2 separate regions of the Homo sapiens genome follow, and region 2 is linked to region 1. A link is a loop called in an ENCODE intact Hi-C map of the cell type or tissue named here. Cell type or tissue: ovary. All regions are shown on one strand. Links, peaks and the distances in the headings refer to the core of each region. The heading gives the core; the rest is flanking DNA.

Region 1 (4,400 bases), core at 106-4,105:
TTATTTTTGCCTGTCCAACATCCATCCCTTTTCCACCTGCGGATAGCACCTTGATTTCTTTCGAGGGGTTATTCTACTCTTAGCCATAGAGTGAACATGAAGACTAAGCTGGGCTCCTCCAAGTCTTTTCCAGAAGAAATGACATAAAGATGGCAATTGGCTAAGCCAATTTATTCCTGAAGAAACAGTCCTTGTGTTGCAGTACCTAAATACCCAGAAACGGTACTGCAAATATCTCTTCAAAGCCTGGTAGCTCAGTTTTATTTTTTTCTGTTATCTTTCCAATAAATTTCTGCTATGGACCAAATGCTTGGGTCCCCCCAAATTCATATTGAAGTCCTATTTTCTAATGTGATGTATTAGGGGGTGGTGCCTTTGGGAGGTGATTAGGTCATGAGGATGGAGCCCTCATGAATGGGATTAACGCCCTTCTAAGAAGAGACACAAGAGAGATGATTTCCTTCTCCACCATGTGAGGACACAGCAAGAAGGTGGCTATCTACAAATGAGGAAGAGAGCTCTTACCAGACACCAGGTCTGCTAGCACCTTGATCTTGAACTTCCCAGCCTCCAGAACTATGAGAAATAAATGTTTGTTGTTTAAGTCACCTAATAATTTGTTACAGCAGTTGGAGATGACTAGGATAATTTTTTGTTATTTGTTTCAACTAGTGAGAATTGTCTTCAAACAAAGAGCCAAAATGCTTCTAGCTCATTGTTCTGGGTGCTGGGTGATATTGTGGATATGAACATCAGACTTGTCAGCCACTTCATAAGTGTTTATGTTCTAGAGATTGATAAAGGAAATAACTAAACTCCCAGCCCAGCCTGCACCTCTGATGCTGAGTTGTTTAGTGTACAGGAAGAATGGTAATAACTTTATGTAAGTTCCCAGTAGCCTTGAAGCATCTGGTCCCATGAACAGGTAGATTTGCTAAAAATGCTAAATAAAGAGGTCATTGGCTCAGAAAAACATTCTGAGCCAAAAGCAGTGACAAAGCACTGAAGGAACTGAGAAAGTACAACCTAGAACATCCCAGATCTCTTCCTACTTGCATTCCGGGAAACCATTTTAATTACTCATGTGGAACAATATGACTGTTGATTGAGGAAGATAATACCGTGTGATGTTTAGAGACACTTCATAGAGGATCCCCCCAAAATTGAATAAAAATATGAAATTTATTTTTTTACTCCATTGTGTTTTTATTTTTTAACTTCTAAAAGAATACTTATTTGTGTTAAAAAAAAAAAAAAAAAAAGATTCCTTCTTTCCTTCATGTCCCTTCTTATTCTCTAGAAGAATAACCACAGTGGAATTTGGTCTATAATATACCATATAGAATTCCAGACATCTCCTCCTTCCTAACCGAACCTAGACAGTTTTTTGTTTCTCTTGTGAATCATAAAATTAGGATTACATTAAACATATTTTTTGGCACTTTTCTCATAATCTATTTTTGACATCCTTTTATGTCAGTACATATACATCTTATTTCATTACTTTTTGATTTCTACCTATATAACAATGTTTTATCGGCACATTGTTGCTTAATTTCTGAATCATTCATTTAAAGAAACTGATTAAAACATAATGGTGATTCCACCTCTGGCTAGTTTGTGTTTTTATTCCAGGTGAAGATCCCCTGACCTGCTGCACATGATATATGATTGCTGTTGTTACAAAAGGGCAGAAATATGCCTTGAGTATTTCCTCTGACCATCAAACCTTCAGGGCAAGAGGAAGACCCTGAATGAACTGCTCAGCAGAGAAAGATACAAAGTCCTAGAAATGCATTCCTAGACCAAAGGAAACAGAGCAGCTAATGTCTCCCAAGCATCCCTTCCCCCAAACCTGCAATCAGCAATAATTTTGGAGAAATAAAGCAAATGGATTGCCACATTCCTACATGTCTATTACACTTGACTATTCTTTGCAGGAGCTACTCAGGACCAAATGTTTGGAAAGGAAGTTGGCTGGCCACAGTATCTTTTTTTTTTTTTTTTTTTTTTTTTAAGTTATTTTGCTGCAGCTGCAAAATAGAAAAAGAAGAAAAAATCCAACCTTCTCCCAACCAGAGATCATTTTGGGAAAATTCTCCAACTATTTATTTAAGTAAAAGAACTTTCACATTACACATTTGTGCTTACACATGCTGAAACCTCTTGATAATCTGTTGAGGGCTTTACAAATTTTTTTTTAACTTAAAAATGTAGAGATCTATTTTTTTTTTTTTTTTTGCAAATGATTGGCTCCTTTGATTCAGGATTAAGTGTTGCATTCCTTGGCTTCTGAGGCTATGTATCCCTGACTGAGCCCCCAAAGATGGCTTGTTTTCTTAGGGGTTATTCCCATGTGGGCCAACAGGCAACATTAATATTTATTATGACAAAGCACTTTCCAAAGTCTGCCTCAATGTCTGTGTTTAGCATGTGCAACCTTGGCCTTCCCTTCAGTTTGTATAATTGCTGGCCTCTATTCTAGCAAATAGTAAGCAAACACTCTAGTTTGGGGTAATATTTTAATCGCTGTCTTCTTAGCATGGCACTGCAGGTCTTTGGGTCCTTCTGAATCTGCCTGTCTGCCCTCCAGCCTCATCCATCACACTGGGAGAACACTGAGCCAACATGCAGTCCAGGGTCACAGCATTGAGCCTCCTCTGCCTTCAATGCTGTTACCTTCTCCACCTGGCCAAGCTCTCCTCCTCCTTCCAAACCCAAATCAAGGCCCACTTTGTTTCTAAATTTTTTTGGGCCACTTCTTGCTCTTGCCCTGTCTAGGGAGAATTAAGCCTCCACAATTAGGTGGCATTTTGTTTATACTCTTACCACATATACAGTGTGCTATGGTCTGAATCTTTGCACTCCCAAATTCAGACATTGAAACCTAACCCCCAAGATGATGGTGTTAAGAGATGAGGCCTAGGGGAGGTGACATAATCACCCTTGTAGATTTTTTAAGGACGCTCTTAGTGCCCTTATAAAAGTAGCTTGAGGATTTTGTTTGCCTCTTCCACCCCGTGAGGATACAGCAACAAGTTGGGGCAGAAGGTGAGCTCTCACCAGACACTGAATCTGTTGGCACCTGGATCTTGGATTTCCCAGCCTCCAGAACTGTTAGCAATACATTTCTATTGTTGATAAATTACCGAGTCTAAGGTATTTGGTGGTAGCAGCCTGAACTGAGATACTGTGTAATTTTAGTTATCAGTAATAGTATTATCATTATAATAACAGCTATCTTCGGTTATTAGGTTAGTGCAAAAGTAGTCATGGTTTTGGTCATTACTTTTAGTAGCAAAGACCATAATAACTTTGCACCAACTGAATACTAGCTTCCAGAAATGGAGCTAAGGACTTGTATTAGGTCATTTAAATATAATTTGATTTTGCCCCATTTTTCAGAGGAGGAAATGAATGTACAGAGGTGTTATCAAGTGGTCCAAATGCTCACACCAAGCAAGTGGCAGAGCCAAGCATCATACCAGCCAGTCTGAGTCTGAAGCCTGTGGTCTTTACCCCTGGCCTACACAGCACATTCATGCATGTCCTCGTCTTTTTGTTGGGTTGGGAATTTTGATGGAAAGTTTTCTCCTTCATCCACATTTGTGTTCACTGTCCTACATATATGGGGCCCTCAACATTGCAGCACTTTATTTTTCAGGTGAGTTTTCATCCAGACATTGATGGCAGAAGCTTTTTGGAGAGAGGTGATGAAGAAATGCCATCAGGCTGCTTATTAATGGGATGAGATGAGACCTCTAACATTGCCAATGGGACAAAATACCACCAGTCCCACAAAGGCATGTCTGTGGGGTGTGGTGGGGTGGAGGAGGGTCTACTGCATTGCATGACAGCGAGATAGGGAGAGAGATCAGGTATGAGGACAAACATCCGAGGTGGGGTGATGGTGCACAAAGGGCAGTCTAAACTGAGCATCTTCAATGAGGCAGTCTCTTGATTTTTGCTTTACACTCCTGCCCTTTTAATCTCCTATTTCCCATTTTCATATAGAAAACAGAGACTCACAGGGGACTAAGTAACTTGTCCAAAGTTACGTGGCTAGTAAGTGGCTGACCTCCCCATCCAGGCATGGGGCCAAAGTTGAAACCCTTGGATAGAGTATGCTGATTTTAGTTTCAAGTTTAAGGCCACTGCATTGCCCTGCCCTGCCCGGGGCCATGGCTGTAAGTATAATCTTGTGCCTTGAGGAAAAGGGGCCTGTTGGCTTCATATACAAATGTTTAATGTAGTGGTTAGTAATAGGTGGGGGAGGGAATGCCTTGGTCTGGCATTGAAGGATGCTGCTGAACTCTGACGTGGCGTATTAACCAGCCTGCAAAGAAAATGAACTCAAAAATGTAGTCAGCTACCTTAACCTGACACGCGGAATCTGTGGT
Region 2 (4,400 bases), core at 319-4,318, 220 kb after region 1:
TGACCTTAACTGATCCACCCTCCTCGGACTCCCAAAGTGCTGGGATTACAGGCATGAGCCACCATGCCCGGCTGTTGTTCAAGCTTTTTAAATCAAGGTAGGGACAAGATGTAGCGGAAAAGAACAGTGAATTATAAATGCTTCTTTGGTGTTCATCTTCTTGGTTTCAGTTTGTAAGATTTACAAGGCTATTACTTCCAAGGCTGCCTTAACACCTCTTCTCACATTCTTATTTCCTCTTCTCTTTCTTTTATCATCTAGTTTTAGTGTTTTCTCATATCCTCTACAGATTTCACAATAGTTAAGAAGACAGTCTTTGGCCAGATGCGGTGGTTTACACCCGTAATTAGGCCAAGGTGGGAGGATTGCTTGAGGCTAGGAGTTCAAGACCAGTCTGGACAACATAGCAAGACCCTGCCTCTACCAAAAAAAAAAAAAAAGTATCCAGGCGTGGTGGTGCATTCCTATAGCCCTAGCTACTCAGGAGGCTGAAAGAGGAGAATCGCTTGAAGCAGGAGTTCAAGGTTATGGTGAGCTATGATCACGCTACTGCACTCCAGCCTGGGTGATGGAGTGAGACCCTGTCTCTAAAAATAAAAAGACAGTCAACTACCTTCAGATTTCTAACAATTTGAATTTCAGCCTTTTCCCCCCAATTTGGCTAAGAAACTGTTTTTTTCCCACCTTTACAGTGTTTCTCCTCCCACCCCCCCCATTCTGTAATTATTTATTGCTTAGGATACATCTTGTTTGAAACCCCTTGCATAAGGGAACCTAAGCTGCAGCATGCTGTATTTATTTCCTTATGAAAACAATTTATTAGGCCTGGTGGAGCCAATATCCTGGAGTTGCAGAGGAGAAAAATAAATTCTTGCCTCATATTTCCTCACCTAAATAATAGAATGCAAAGCTGTAATTTTAAGGCATCAGCTTTATGTGAAGTTTGACTTTAAGTTATGAAACCATAACAGTTTAGGTTTCTTGTTAGCTGCAGTTAAGGGGAGGAAAGTATTTGTTAAGTTGAGAACTAGTCTTTAGAAATCAATGAAGGGAACTAAATGCAGCTCAAAGATCCCTCTCAAAGAAGATGCACTTGATTTTGACAGTAACCGAATGTCCAGCTTGAATGTCAAGTTTCTATGTTTAGGGGCTGTTTCAGCCTCAGGTGGCCCTGCTTAATTGCTTTCCTGTTCCCATTACTAACCATGATGACAGCCTACCTTTCCTAACAGATACACTTGCATTTTAATTTATCTTCAAAAATAAATCACACATTATAGCATTCCCCTCTTCTGGGCTAATTGAATCAGTTCCTTAAATGTCTCTACATCTAATGATTTGAAAGAGGCACATTGTTTGAAATATTTAAAAAATTAGGGCCCTCAGGTTGTATGCAGAATGATCTCAGTGCTTATTTCAGATATAAGTGTTTCCTAATGATCTCATTCATCTCAAATGGGATATGCCTGGCCACTTTATTTGAAATGTTTCCTGAAAACTCTAACAGGAAAGCTTAATGCAAAATATATTTATAGAGAAATGGTATTTAATTTATTAACAAAAGCTTATAAAGAGCTTTACATATTTTTATCCAGAAATGCTTAATGAAGTATTTGGGACCCATTATGAAAACTTCTATAAAATAAATCCACTTATATTTTTATTTAACCTGTATATTAACTTTTTATGTGAGATCTAAACTCTCATTTAATTATCCTTTTCCTTCTAACATCCAGAAGAAAAGAGGCTGAGACTGTGGTATTTATTAACCATAAAAATTCTCTAGATATTAAGTTCCTCATTTCTTGATATGGCCTCTGGTCACTATATTCTATGAGAAGAGGTATTTGGAGTTGCAGGGAGTAGAGTCCTAATTGGTTATGACTCAAAAAACTATGTTTTGATACAAAACACAGTTCTTTTCTTTTAAAATATACCCTCTACTTTTCAGGGACCCCGGAGACTATTTTAAACATGGGAACTAGATTTGCCTTTGTTGTAAGGCCCAGTTCCATTTCGTATATGTTCGAGAAGCTTCAATTTGGGTACTGGGATGAGCGCAGTACTTCATCAATAATCACACTTAACAGACAGGAAGAAATTAAAATTCCAGCTGCACCGCCTTTTCTGAAGGGCCTGAGGGAAAAGGCATTGGCGCCCCCTGCAGTTGATGGTGTGTATGTGCAACTGAGTATTGTCCATTCAAATAGCTTGGATTCAATGTATTTTTATCTGATACTGGTGAGAAATCCTTAAGAGATGTTATCATTTAATTTGAATTTGTCTGGAGAAAAAAAATCTCCTAGAGTCAGACAAATTTTAGATTTTAGTTAGTTTAGGAGGACTTTCTTTTGACTTACAGGAAAAGAACAAAAGTGTTTCTTAGCCAAATTTACCGTAGAAAGTGCAATACTGAGAACACTATGGTCCCACTCACATAGTGTTCAGAGCACTCTGTCACAGAGGAAGTTGCATGAGTGTGTCTCAGATTGGAAGCTACTGTTTTTATCTTGTGGGTGAGGAAGAATTATTAATAGACAGATTCCAGAATTTATTTCTCTTCTCGCTCAGTTAAGGACTTGGCGTGTAACTAAGTTGTCTGCTTTTTTCTTTATTTCACATTTCTTAGCTTTCCTTTTTCCTTTTACCCTTCTAAAATCCGTCAATTCTACAAATAACTCCTGTTATTATTAGGTTGGTGCAAAAGTAATTGCGAGTTTTGCCATTTAAAAGTAGTGGCAAAGGCCTCAGTTACTTTGGCATCAGCCTAATACTTAACATAGGACCCTCCGATTCCTAAGCTTCCTCCCCAAGTGCATCTGCGCTTATACAGCCACTCAACTCACAGGATCTTTGGACATAAGGAATTCTCACATGAACTTTGGCACTATTCGGGGCAGGGATCTGTATTTATATTCATTAGAAAATGAGGCTAAGTGAACTGTCTCTCTCTTTTTACATGCTGAAATGGGCCACTGAAAAGATAACGAGGAACACTTTAGACGTCCTGACAACAGAGGAGGCATGGCAGCCTCTTTTGTCTCAACCAAACGGTTTGCTGTGTGAAAGGCATAGAGTAAAACTGGGAGGCATTTAGGGCTGGAATAGGTACCCAATTTGGACATCTACCACCAAATGGCAAGGAGCGGTCTTGCTTCAGGCTGTATAACCCCACTTTCAGAGCATCTGTGTTTTCCTGACTGCAGTTCCTAAACCTGGATTTTTTTTCTCTGTCAGTCATCTAAGTTCAATTGAACAAATATTCATTGAGCATATACTATGTGCCAAGCATTGACAAAGAGTCTATGAAGAACCCAACGGAAGTTTGTGGCACATCCCTACCCTCAAATTCACAGTGAGGGTGGAATGACAGTAACCAAATCTGTGAAAATATTCACATGAGACAGGAAAGAAGTCAGAATATCCAGTGTACAATGAGAGTGAAAGAGGATGTCTAAAAGGGGACAGCCCATTCACAACCCACACACAACCCACGCACAAATATTTTTGGGGGGGCCTCCCATGGGCATTTATAATCTTCTAAGTGCTCCGAAGAACATGTGTCACAAAAGATGAAGAGAATATTTTCCAGAACATAGCCCAACAAAGAACTTCTTTGACATTTTTTAGTGTAAAGGTAACTGACGGTATCTACCAAATTAGCAATTTGTAAAACTGGAATTTCTAAAAGCAAATACTTGGAGCTGAGATTACCTCCCACTTCCCAAATTCGAGTTATATGATCTCAAGTATAATACCCTTTGGTATAGACCTAGCCAGAAGAGATAATAGAGGTGAAAACAAGGGCAGCTTATTTTTTTTCCATTAAAAGCATTATATATAACACTATGTCATGTTTCTAGTGCATACACACCTACTGTAGAGAGGTGTTGCCACCTACTGTTGTTTAGTCAGGGGATCAGACAGTCATGGAATAGACCGGTGGTTTTCAAACCAGGTTCCAATTGTAATTTAGGGAGCTTTACAAAATACGGATGCCTGGTCGCGCCTCCAGAGATTTCAATAAGTTTAAGAGGGAGCTTAAGGGATTGATATTTTAAACAAACTTTCTGATGTCTAGTAAGGCACAGCCTGGTTTGAGAACCACTATTTAACCCCCAGAAGGTTAACCATGTGGGATTACTTGAATCCACTCTAAACCTCTGGATTGGGCAGATGGATTCTGTGCCTTTCCACTTCGTAGTGCTCTTTGATTTGCTGTTTTTAATTTAGTATTTGAAAAACACATCCAGCCTCAAATGGATTGACCTTTCTGCTAATGTATTTCACCTAAATTAGCAGAGGCAATTAGCTAATTTATATTGGAATTGTGCACTTTCCAGTTCACATTTATCAACTCTTAAATGCTTGATCTGGTGTTGCAGTTTAAATTTTTTATT

The links. A loop is a pair of places that touch in the nucleus more often than their neighbours do. Peaks named below come from ENCODE experiments on the same cell type or tissue, not always from the same donor. Only the 100,000 strongest peaks of a DNase experiment are listed, where the experiment ranks them.
Region 2: a loop joins it to region 1, with 3 times the contacts of the local background. A loop is called at or near these places in 88 of 110 quality-filtered maps.

What each region holds. Positions count from the first base shown.
Region 1 is chr15:57,852,617-57,857,016 of GRCh38, forward strand. No RefSeq gene overlaps it. Among named protein-coding and RNA genes, the nearest start is that of POLR2M, 150 kb to the left of the region's middle. In ovary, for the core only: no CTCF peak of the experiment used is centred there; no DNase peak of the experiment used is centred there.
Region 2 is chr15:58,068,857-58,073,256 of GRCh38, forward strand. It overlaps ALDH1A2-AS1 (ALDH1A2 antisense RNA 1), which reads left to right. Exons shown (of 3, transcript NR_147215.1): 3 at 1,952-3,849. Among named protein-coding and RNA genes, the nearest start is that of ALDH1A2, 5.3 kb to the left of the region's middle. In ovary, for the core only: a CTCF peak has its summit at 2,159 (motif pointing left); a DNase peak (open chromatin) is centred at 2,155.